2 separate regions of the Homo sapiens genome follow, and region 1 is linked to region 2. A link is a contact called in ENCODE Hi-C or POLR2A ChIA-PET data. All regions are on one chromosome and are shown on one strand. Each heading gives the region's core, a stretch centred on a gene start or an enhancer-like site at or near the end of the contact. The rest is flanking DNA. Distances are from core to core; before and after follow the strand shown. Region 1 overlaps LINC00607 (long intergenic non-protein coding RNA 607). Region 2 overlaps LOC102724849 (a long non-coding RNA gene).

Evidence for each region. A loop is a pair of places that touch in the nucleus more often than their neighbours do. ChIA-PET counts read pairs that join two places held with the same protein, here RNA polymerase II (POLR2A). Pooled maps may share reads with other maps.
Region 1: a loop to region 2 is called in a pooled map, with 2.2 times the contacts of the local background. The contact joins two enhancer-like sites. A Hi-C loop is called at or near these places in 2 of 168 maps with a recorded cell type or tissue (Caco-2 and endothelial cell of umbilical vein) and 2 of 50 pooled maps. POLR2A ChIA-PET finds 5 or more read pairs at or near these places in 1 of 52 experiments (activated T-cell).

The regions. Positions count from the first base shown.
Region 1 is chr2:215,747,156-215,752,436 of GRCh38, reverse strand. It overlaps LINC00607 (long intergenic non-protein coding RNA 607), which reads left to right. Exons shown (of 10, transcript NR_037195.1): 2 at 2,020-2,194; 3 at 5,043-5,133. Among named protein-coding and RNA genes, the nearest start is that of LINC01614, 32 kb to the right of the region's middle. Within about 2 kb of position 2,641, at least 11 of the 41 ENCODE cell types and tissues checked have a DNase peak (open chromatin) inside an H3K27ac peak, as active enhancers do.
Region 2 is chr2:215,456,753-215,462,102 of GRCh38, reverse strand. LOC102724849 (a long non-coding RNA gene) reads right to left here. Exons shown (of 4, transcript NR_110607.1): 2 at 5,111-5,211; 3 at 1-153. Among named protein-coding and RNA genes, the nearest start is that of FN1, 23 kb to the right of the region's middle. Within about 2 kb of position 1,307, at least 2 of the 41 ENCODE cell types and tissues checked have a DNase peak (open chromatin) inside an H3K27ac peak, as active enhancers do.

The DNA.
Region 1 (5,281 bases), core at 1,392-3,891, 290 kb before region 2:
AAAAAGAAATTCATGTTTCTCGAACTTTAACATGCATACAAATTACCTGAATGTTTTGTTAAAATGCACACTGTTTAGGAAGACTGGAATGGGACCTGAGATTTCGAATTGCTCTCCAACTCCCAGGTGATGCTGAGGCTGCTGTGCATGAACTACATTTGGAGCTGCAAGGTTACTATTCCCCCCTGTTATCTCAGGACCTTAAATGAAGTGTTGTCAAAAGTTACAGCCTGGTTTCAGCTGTGTCAAGGAAATATCTCTTATACACCAGACACGCAAGGAACAGGGAGGGAGTGCATCCCACTTTTCCCTTCCCTCCTCAACCAAGAGTGGCATGGAAATAGCAGCATTCGCCATAGGCAGGTCAGCAGTTCTAGAGGAGTAAATGGCAACTGGCAGTTGGCCTAAGTGGCCAGTGGACGGAGTGGAGATTGATGGCCTGAGCCCATGGAAGCAGAGATTAACTGACTCAGGAAAGCACATGAAATACCACCACCTTTGAGGATTCCTGGGGAAGGGGACTGTGGCCCAGCTAATTTGATAAATGGAGTCTTGAAGTTGCTGTAAATAATAGGAAAATGACTTTCCTTATTTATGTTTGCAGGCTAGGGAAAACTGGACTTACAGGGAATGAATCAAGTTGGATAGTTGAAGCTCAAAAACCACTGCAGAATACCTTTGTGCTTAGCTTTGTGGCTGCTTCATTGTGAACAGCTGCCTTTCACAGTTGTTTGTATTTAGTCTATGATATTGAGAACAGACAATCCTAAATGGGAGAGGACTGTCTAGTAGAATCCTATGGATCCATGAATGAAAAAGGTGCAAAAATACGTTTTTGACTGCATGCAGGGCACCTCAGCTTTTGCTACATGGTATTCTTACAAAAGTAATTGAAAGCAGAGGAATGGTAAGGAATGAATCATCTTTTCATCTCCTGCTATGGAGTAACCAGTACTTACATTCTTTTTCCAACCGCTGGTGTTCCTGAATTGGTAAGGTAAAATGTTAACAAGTTGACTTTGAGACGGATGAATCAGCAGGGAAACTGTTGAATGAGTGAATCAATGAAGTGAAAAGTGAAATAGGGGTTTGTCAGCACCATCCAGGCAGCAGATGGATGGAATTTAAGAGGGGATGGCAGTGAGGACTGCCTGCACATTTTTCTTCTTCTCAGTATTAATAATTGAGAGTAGCTTAATCATCAAGTTCCCTCTCCAAGAGCTACATAAAGTGGGGAGTCCTTTTTAACTTTCTCATCTGTAGAAACAATGATTTTAATCAAAGTATTCAGAGTTAAATTCTGTAAGCCCTAAGCCCTGGACAGTGATGAAGGCCGTGGTCTATCAGGGAAGGTAGGAGTTGGCTGGATTAAGGGTAGGGAATTCTACATGAAAGGTACAAATGTGACTACAAATGTTACTACTAATCGCAAATGCTTACACAGCATTTGTTATGTGCCAAGCACTCTTCTAAGGGCTGTACATGAGAAAACCCAGAGTCAAAGCCACATCCTGCCAGGAGCTTTGAAGGTCCCCAAATGCAAAGGCGGCAGGGGTGAAGAATGGGAAAACTTGATTTACAGTATTTTTATTTTCTTTTCTGCATATTCTGGCAACCTACCCCACTAATCACATAGCGGTTAAATTGAAAACAAATGAGTTTATGTAGTCCAAATTCAGTAAAGGTAGATTACAAAAGGAAGAAGGGAAAAGTTTTTATTTCTTTTGTGGAGCTTGGTGACAAATTCTTTTGAGGCTTACACTACCTTCATGACAAGGTCTGATATGATCCTCTCTATTCTACAATTGCCTCCACTCCCTCTCCCTTCCCCTCTACCAGTTTCTTCAAGGACAGCTGAAATCTAGGAATGAACATGTTGATACACCTAATCCTGGGCCCTCATGGAAATATTCATTAAGAATAACCTTACCCTTTGCCAACTGCTAGATAAACCAGTTTCATCAGATGATGCACACTGGAGCCAGATAACTTCTAAAGACCCTTGCAAATCTGTTTCAGAATGCGTGACCTATCCAATCCTTCCTCTCATGGAAACACCAACTCATCCATGCCCTCTGTGCTGAAACTTCGTCTCAGCCTGCTGGAATCACCTGCACCCCATGGGAACTGTAGCCATATCTTCAGTCCTGTGAGCCCCCGTCATGGCCTGTCACAGGAGTAAATGAGGAGTAAGGTGAGAGAGGGCACTAAAGAGAGGATAACTAATCAATCAATCATCAATTTCGACCAAGCCTCTCCAGTTGTGCTTGGCTCCTCTGAGGTTAGGAGACATGAGGAAGGTGAATTTTCAGTTTCCATTTTGATTATTTTAGAAAATACTGAGCAAAACGGCAAGCACATCCTGGTGACCTTTGGGAGCTCTTTCTACATGGAGGGGCACAGGGGCAGCAGTGTTTGAGGACTGTTAGGTGGAACCTACAATTCTGCCTTCGTCCGCCTACATCTGATCTATATATTTAGTAACGATTCTGAGTCAGGAAGTTAGGAAAGTTTTCATGCACTTCATTTGTATCTGTATTTGGCTAAGTTTGTGAGTTGCTATGAGGAAATAAACAAACAAAAGCAGCTCTCCCTCTCCTCCGCCCCCACGCGCCACTCCATGCAGGACAAGGGCTCCAGGCTGATGACGGTGGCTCCGTTTCCCTGACTTACTTCATCCTCTCCTACAGCTCTTTCTGCTTGGAAGCTCAGGGGCTGAGCAGAGGCCCCAGGGCTGTGTCACTATGGAGAAGAAGGCTGCGAGATCGCAGTGTGAGCACTGACTCCCTGTCCCCACACCCCGGCTGCCTTGTTCTTCACCCCTGCCTGCAGCCTTAGCCCTGCTCCAGACTGTGGGACCAGACCTGTCCCTTGTTGGGAAACTGAGGAGTCCAGCAGCATTGGTTACACACTGATGAGCTGCCCTGCTCTGACCTCGTGCTCCAGTTCTGGTAACTGGGCTTCTGCTTTGACCTATGATCCCACTGGGTAGTGTTTTGTCACCCTGACTTGTGTCCCTGCCCTGAGTTTCAGTTTGTCTAAGCCTGAGGTCATTCCTCTGAACTTTAGCTCCTTAGCTAAACTCTGCTCACACCTGTCCCCTATTTTGACCATCCACTGGGCAGCCTGTTTAATGCTTTGTGTTCTGTTTTCTCCTTGGTGCTCAGCTGCTGGTACATCATGGCTCCACTTCCCTGAGGCTAACTCTCCTCAGATTTTGACCCCTGGGATCTACCCTGATTATTTGGTAACTGTACCTCTATTTTACTTAGGATTCTCCACTTAGGGATTTACTTAGGGTTACCACTGAATGGTAGAGCTTCAAGCCTGCTATTCCTATACGCCACTACTTACCTTGCCTTTGGAGATTTCTTTAAAAAAAAAAAATTGACTGCCGCTGCTATGTATTAATTGAGATTCATTTGATTAAAGGGGGAGAAACAGACTTTGTCCAGTTTAAGTAAAAAGAAAAATGTATTGAGAAGATCTGAGTTTAAAAACCAAACCTCAGCAGGGTAAGAAGTAGGGAGGCTCCAGAGACCTTAACTGTGGGAATATCTGGACTTTCCCTTTAGGATGCTCTGTGGCTCAGCTCCAGGACCCTCAGGTGCCGGTCCTCTGAACACAAATCTCCACATTTCCAGGAAAGACAATATGATTAGCCCGGCTTCATTTAGGCATTCAGCCCTGAAGAAAGTAGCCCTGGCTCATGTCACCAAGTAAAGACACGACCTCTGGAACTCACCTCACTGAATCGGGGCAAGTCCCTGGGAAGGGGCCAGGGATGTGAACTGAGAAGTTCACTCCAAGAGTCACACCAGGCATGATCATGCTGGCCTCAGATGACACGCCTCTCCTAGCATGCACCCCCAGCATGACCTTAGTTCCTCCAGCACAGCTGAAGCATTTTTAAAGGCTCTCACAGAAGGCTAGATTTTTAACAAAAACATCGAATAAAAGAGGAACATAAAATGAGAAATACACTTTGTAAAGTAAGATGCGTTAGTCTTCAGCTTGAGATATCTTACCGGATGCCTTCTTGTCTTCTTCAGGGCTGGGTTTGTGTGTCCAAAGCCATCTTTAAGCTTTGCTCCCAAGCCAACTGAGCCAACTCAAAGTTCAGAGGGAGAGAGAAAGGCTAGGAATTCTGTCCTATCTGGCTAAGGCCTGCCTTCAGAGTGCCGTTTTCCCACCTCCTCCTCAGATAAGTGTGACACTGGGACTAGCCTCTCTTTTCAGGAGTAAACCTCTTCCCTTTCTACAGGAGTATGGTCTGGCCTGATGTTTAAAAAAAAAAATACTCTATCAGGGCCGCTTGGGCGCAGCTCACATCTATAATCACAGCACTCTGGGAGGATGAGGCGGGAAGATTGCTTGAGCCCAGGAGTTTGAGACCAGTCTGGGCAACATATGGAGCTCCTGTCTCTATAAAAATAAAAAAAAAATTAGCTAGGTGTAGTGGCATGTGCCTGTAGTCCTGGCTACTTGGGAGGCTAAGGTGGGAGGATTGTGTGAGCCCAGGAGATCAAGGCTGCAGTGAGCTATGATTGCACCATTCCATTCCGGCCTGGATGACAGAGTGAGACTCTGTCTCTGAAAAATAAAAATAAAAACTAAAGCTCCATGCAGCCAATGAAAACATATATATATGTATATATACAGAGAGAGAGAGAAAGAGAGAGAGAGAATCTATCAGAGCACTACCTAGTAAGCCCAACCTAGTAGTCCCGCTATTTATCCACAGGATAGTCACATCTAGTAGCAGGAGATTGATTTATTCTATCACCCAAATGCTAGGACATCTGTGATTTTGGTCCCGGTCATCTCACTGTGGCTTACTGCCATGACTACTGTGTTATAATCTGATTCAGAGTCAACATACACTGACTGTATGTGGGTGATCTGCCAGGCTCCATGGGTAAACATTTATACCTGTGTTATTTAATTCATTATTTAACACAAGTCACATAAGATTCTCTTGGAGAAAGTGTGGTAGCCAAATCTGTTTGGTTAACACTGACTCATCTGCCTTTCTTTTGCAGGCCCAGAATACTCAGTACCTCTCAATGACCCTCAGACGCTGTAGGAAGAGGATTGGTTCACCTTTTAACCCAGAATTTCTCACATTGAATGGTTAGTGTAATCCTTTTCTGTCTAGTCATATTTTTGCTGAACTAGCTTTCAATGGAACACTTTTAAGGAAATGAGAATTTAATTTAATGTTGCCAGCATTTCTGTGAAGAAGGTGCCATTAGTCTCATTTCACAGATGGGAAGACAGA
Region 2 (5,350 bases), core at 58-2,557:
ATTTTCATGAATGTCTGACTCCCCCAGCTATATACCCAGCGGATCAGGGTCTCGGTCTGGTTCACTGCTACATTTCCAGCCACAAGAAGAATGCAGGCAGATAAACATTCAGTAAATTGTTGGTGCTGAGTGATTGTTGGCAATCATGATTCCCTAGATTTAGATAAGTAAAAATAATAGCAATTATTATCTTCTATGTGTAGACTCTTTTAAAATTGTTTTTGTAATTAGAATCTTTTCTTATCTGGAAATAAAGAAAGTGAAACACTGTAAACAGAAATTAACAATACACCTAAGGTGGCACATCCCATTAGTGGGAGATCAGTAATGAGAACTCAAGTTCTCTGCCTTGGCCCTCTGTTAATTAGAAGTTTGGGAAAGCTTTGGGCAGGTCTCTGACTTTCTAAGTCTGAAATCCTGTAGAGAAGCTAGAATTCTTTTTCAGAAAATACACATGACTGCCACAGTCATAGACAGACTTTTAGTTAGCATGAGGTACTGGTCTGACCCATTATAGCAGCATAATCATGCTCATATTGCTTTCTGTTGATTCACCTGAAATTTCAAGCATTAGAAGAGATCTGGTTATAAAAATTTTTTATTATCTGTCATCTATCAATTTTGTGTTTTGATTTAAAAATGCAACCAAAAAGATAACAGGAAAAGCACTGAAAATATACCATTGTTATGGTTATTCAAAGAACTTTTTTACAGTTTTGTAAAATTGCTAGCTCTCTACTTGGGTTTTTCTCTAATGATTCCACACAATTCACAGAGGCAGCTGAAAAGAAGGAAAAGGGCTTCTGGTAAGAAATATAAGAAGGCAAATGCAGCAACCGTGTGTAATTCTGATTTCTTTTCAATACGTCATGTGACATTTCTGATTATAAATTGATGGCAGACCCGCACTGGTATGAAAAATTTTCTGTTATGTCATGCAGACATGTTATTCATAACAATGTACCAGATGGAAAACGTGAGCACTTTAAATGGAAAGTGAGTTATTTGGTCTTTCTATTTTGTATAAATCTTCAAAGCATAAATTAAAAGCAGAAGAGTGCCTTGTACAGTTTCAAGATCTAAAAACCTCTACCATACTCTGCAAATTTCTCAGCAGTGTGAAGGACAGTGTGTTCAGCTAGCCAGACAGACAATCTTATCTATTCTCTATGTTGTTGTTCCACTCTGGGATGACTGGGTTAAAGAAAAATGTACCCTGAAATGAGTATTTCCAACTCTAAATATGCAACATGAACCTTGAGGCCAGACAGGGTTTATTTTAGTTTCTGCTCACAGTGCTGTGTGTGCTGCTTCATGTTGAAAGATTTCTCATTCAGAAAATATTTCAATCTTTCATGGTTTTGCAGTGACTACATAAAAGAAGACTCAATGCACAGAGAAATAATCTCTTAGATAGCCAATTGAAATGTATTTATTTTCATTTTGTATTGCCTGAATAATTTATGTGTTATGTTTTGCTACTTATAGAGATGAGGAACTTAAAAGGCAAGTTTTTAGAGCTAGGGAAGCTTTTGTTTTTCTTCCATAAACATCAAACTAGTACACAGAATGTCCTCATTAAGCAATATAATAAAATAAAAGGTGAATATTTAATACATAAGGAGAAATAGAAAAATTCACACTTACATTATTGCCATACACCTCAATGCATAAAAGAACTACAAAGCGTGAAACTGAAATGTCAGAATGACAAAACCTCTAAAACGGAAATATCTCCATTGGCCAAGAATCTATAAATTATTTCTACCCTTAAATACCAGCAAGGGAAACTATAGAGCATACGTTAAACTTGGAAAATAGGAAACAACGCTTCTGTGACAAGGACAATGTGGCATATCAAGTGCTTACACTACCCTGCCACTTCCTACTCCAATCCATCCCATATGGAACTGCCGGAAGAGCCTTCTGCAGTTCTGAACATGTTGCTCCCTGGGTTGAAAATATTCAAAGGCTTCTTCTTATCTACAGAATACTTAGAAACCCTCTAAGTCTTTAGTTTGGGGCTTGAAATATGTTGAAATATTTATAAAGCTATATTATGACAAAGATTTGCTTCAAAATAATCTGGGAGACAGAAGAGAAGGAGGGAGGAAGTAGAGTCATAGAAGGAATATAACTGATCATGAGTTGATCATTGTAGAAAATGGGTGGTAACCACATGGCTTTCATTATTCAACTTTCCCTACTTTTATGTGTTTATAAAGTTAAAAACAAAGCAACAACCCTTCACCTTAACATTCAAAACCTTCTATAATTTGGACCTAATAATTTACCTTTCAAGTTTACAGTCAACCCATTAAGCAACTAAAGTCACATCCAAATTCATTTTCAAAATTTTGTCCCTGAGTATATCTTTTCTTGACTCAGCGCCTTTGTTCCAGCCATTTTTCCTTCCTGGGATGTACGTGTCTCCCTGCTTTGATTATTGGTCCATATTTTCTGAGCCTGAGTTTCCTCCTCTTTAAAATAATGGGTATGGACCGGGTGCAGTGGCTCGTGCCTGTAATCCCAGCACTTTGGGAAGCCAAGGTAGGTGGATCGCCAGAGGTCAGGAGTTAAGACCAGCCTGACCAACACAGTGAAAACCCATCTCTACTAAAAATACAAAAATCAGTCAGGCGTGGTGGCACATGCCTGTAATCCCAGCTACTCGGGAGGCTGAGGCAGGAGAATCCCTTGAACCCAGGAGGCAGAGGTTGCAGTGAACCGAGATAGCACCACTGCACTCCCACCTGGGCAACAGAGCAAGACTCAGTCTCAAAAAAAATAAAAATAAAAATAAAATGACAGATATGGACTAGAAAATTCCCAAGGTCTCTTCCAGCTTGAAATTACTGAATAGGCTTGACACTCACTTCTAAAGGCAAAGATCTACTTAGGAATAAAATCTGTGGAACAGAGGACTCAACTAGCTACAGTCTGAGCTGGAACTGATGTCACCTGTAATATCAAGTTCTTTGGGGGATTTCAATAAAATTAGAATCCCCCCCCCAACCTTTTAAAAAAATGTTTCACTATTATTGACTTCTTTGAAACTTTTCATCTCATATGAAAGCTGGCCTAAATAATCTGTAAGGTCCACTTAGCAATACATTCCTGTTTCTGGGGAGACAGGATGCCTTAGGGAGAGAGGTACTTTGAGACTGAGACTAGGTCATTAAGGACTGGTTGTAGGAATTTGGCAAAAGAGTGTGAGATTGTGAAGCGTGGAAATGAAAAATGGGTTCTCCGTGTACCATCTGAGCACTAGTTCTCTTATGTCAAATGACTTAGAGTGAACATTTTTGTTGCTTAGATTTTCATTATTAATTGTTAACTAAAATCACTTGAGTGATTAAAAACTCTTGGCAGCCACTGAATGTAACAAAAAAGCAAAAATTTGTTAATAGATTATTCAAATCTACTTAAATTGTTTTAAGTGATTATTCAAAATAAATATTCTTATTGTCTGATTATAAAAGTCACACACATTTGAACCAAATGGCTTTGGTTATGTATCTCTGTTCCTCTTCCATGATCACTATCCCCCCTCACCCACCCACCAGAGTACAACAGGTATGTTTGTGCTCTGTGAGCCTGTCTGATTGGATCAGAGGGTAGAGATTCTCTCTATCAGGGTTCTATAGCTGGGATTCAAATTAATTAATCAATCTGAATGTTTACAGTGGGAACGTTACATCGGAGGCTCTGTGAGCCGACTGTTAGAACTCTTGGTTGACAATGACAGAAATGCAAACTCAAATGTGCTTAAACAAAATATAATAACTTATTGGCTCAATAACTTAGAAGTCCAGAAGCATGATATGTACAATGCAGCACCGTATAGATGCTCAAATGACATCTTCAGAGCTGAGCCCTTCCATCTCAGAGCTCACTTTTCTTTGGGGTGCCTTCATTCTCAGGAAGGCTGTTCCCACACAGAGGCAGAGTAATCACCAGTAGCATCACACCTACATTCTACCACTTTAGCAATTCCAAACGGAAGTGTGATTATTAATTAATTCTTTAAAAATTCTCAGGAAGGGTTTCCATTGGCCTAGTTTGGACTGCAAGCCCAGCCATGAACAAATAGTAAAGGCTGTTGGTAATCAGGTACTGCAGTGCTCTGATTACTGGGACCTGAATCAAAATCCCACCCTGAGATCAGCAGGACCTGAAAAGCATGCACTGAAAGTGGAGAATGAATGGGTCTTTAGAGGAAAATCGGGGGGTTTTCTCTTATCACAGGGTCACATATTAGAAAAAGAGGTGATAATATTAGGTTGGTATGAAAGTGATCGCAATTTTTGCCTTTATATTCAATGTAACATATTCAATGGCAAAACCGTGATTACTTTCACATCAACCTAATACTTAGTTAATTGACTATTAATTCACCGATCGGCTGAGGAACTATCTAGGGCCAGCTTTGGAAGAGCCCCTTCTTGGAGAGAAGATATATAAACAGAAATTTGCTAGCAGAATGGACTGACTGAGTGGCTGCAGACTTGGGCTTTTTATGATCTAAGTGGCTGTGGTGCTTTCCCATTCAACCGATTGACTACTGAGCCTTATTCATTGGTCATTGTTTATCTTTGCTTGGATTATGCTGGGAGAGAATGACCAAGGCATTTGGACCAATCCAAGGAAAAGCATATTTAGGGTTCCTACCTGGTCCACTGTATATGTAAACATGGCTTACCAAATTCCTGGCCAGGCGCGGTGGTTCATGACTGTAATTTCAGCACTTTGGGAAGCCGAGGCGGAAAGATCACTTGAGGTCAGAAGTTCAAGACCAGTCTGGCCAACATGGCAAAACACTGTCTCTACTAAAAATACAAAAATTAGCCACGTGAGGTAGCAGGCACCTGTAATCCCAGCTACTGGGAGGCTGAAGTAGTAGAACCACTTAAACCTGGAAGGCAGAGGTTGCAGTGAGCCCAGATCATGCCACTGCACTCCAGCCTGGGCGACAGAGCGAGACTCTATTAAAAAAAAAAAAAAAATCCTGGAGTAAGTCTGAGGTATCAGGAATAAGCCTATTTATCAAATATAGCATAGTAACCTGTTGATCCAGTGTGCCTTGTCAGTTAATTTTCTCATTACTTACCTTTGAAGAAAATAAACTATACAGATTTGGTGTTTGCCAACAGGCAGAATATGTGGTTCCATTCACTGTCCAAATAAGCAGATGTAATCAGTTTCTCATTTCTACAAAATACAAACCTTTTATTGGTAAATTTGTTATAATTTAGAATGAATACATTGCCCCTCTTCATGCTTACAAAAATTCAGTTAACCTTAATCCAACTCAAGCCTCACCTCCTTTATAAATCCTTCCTTGATCACT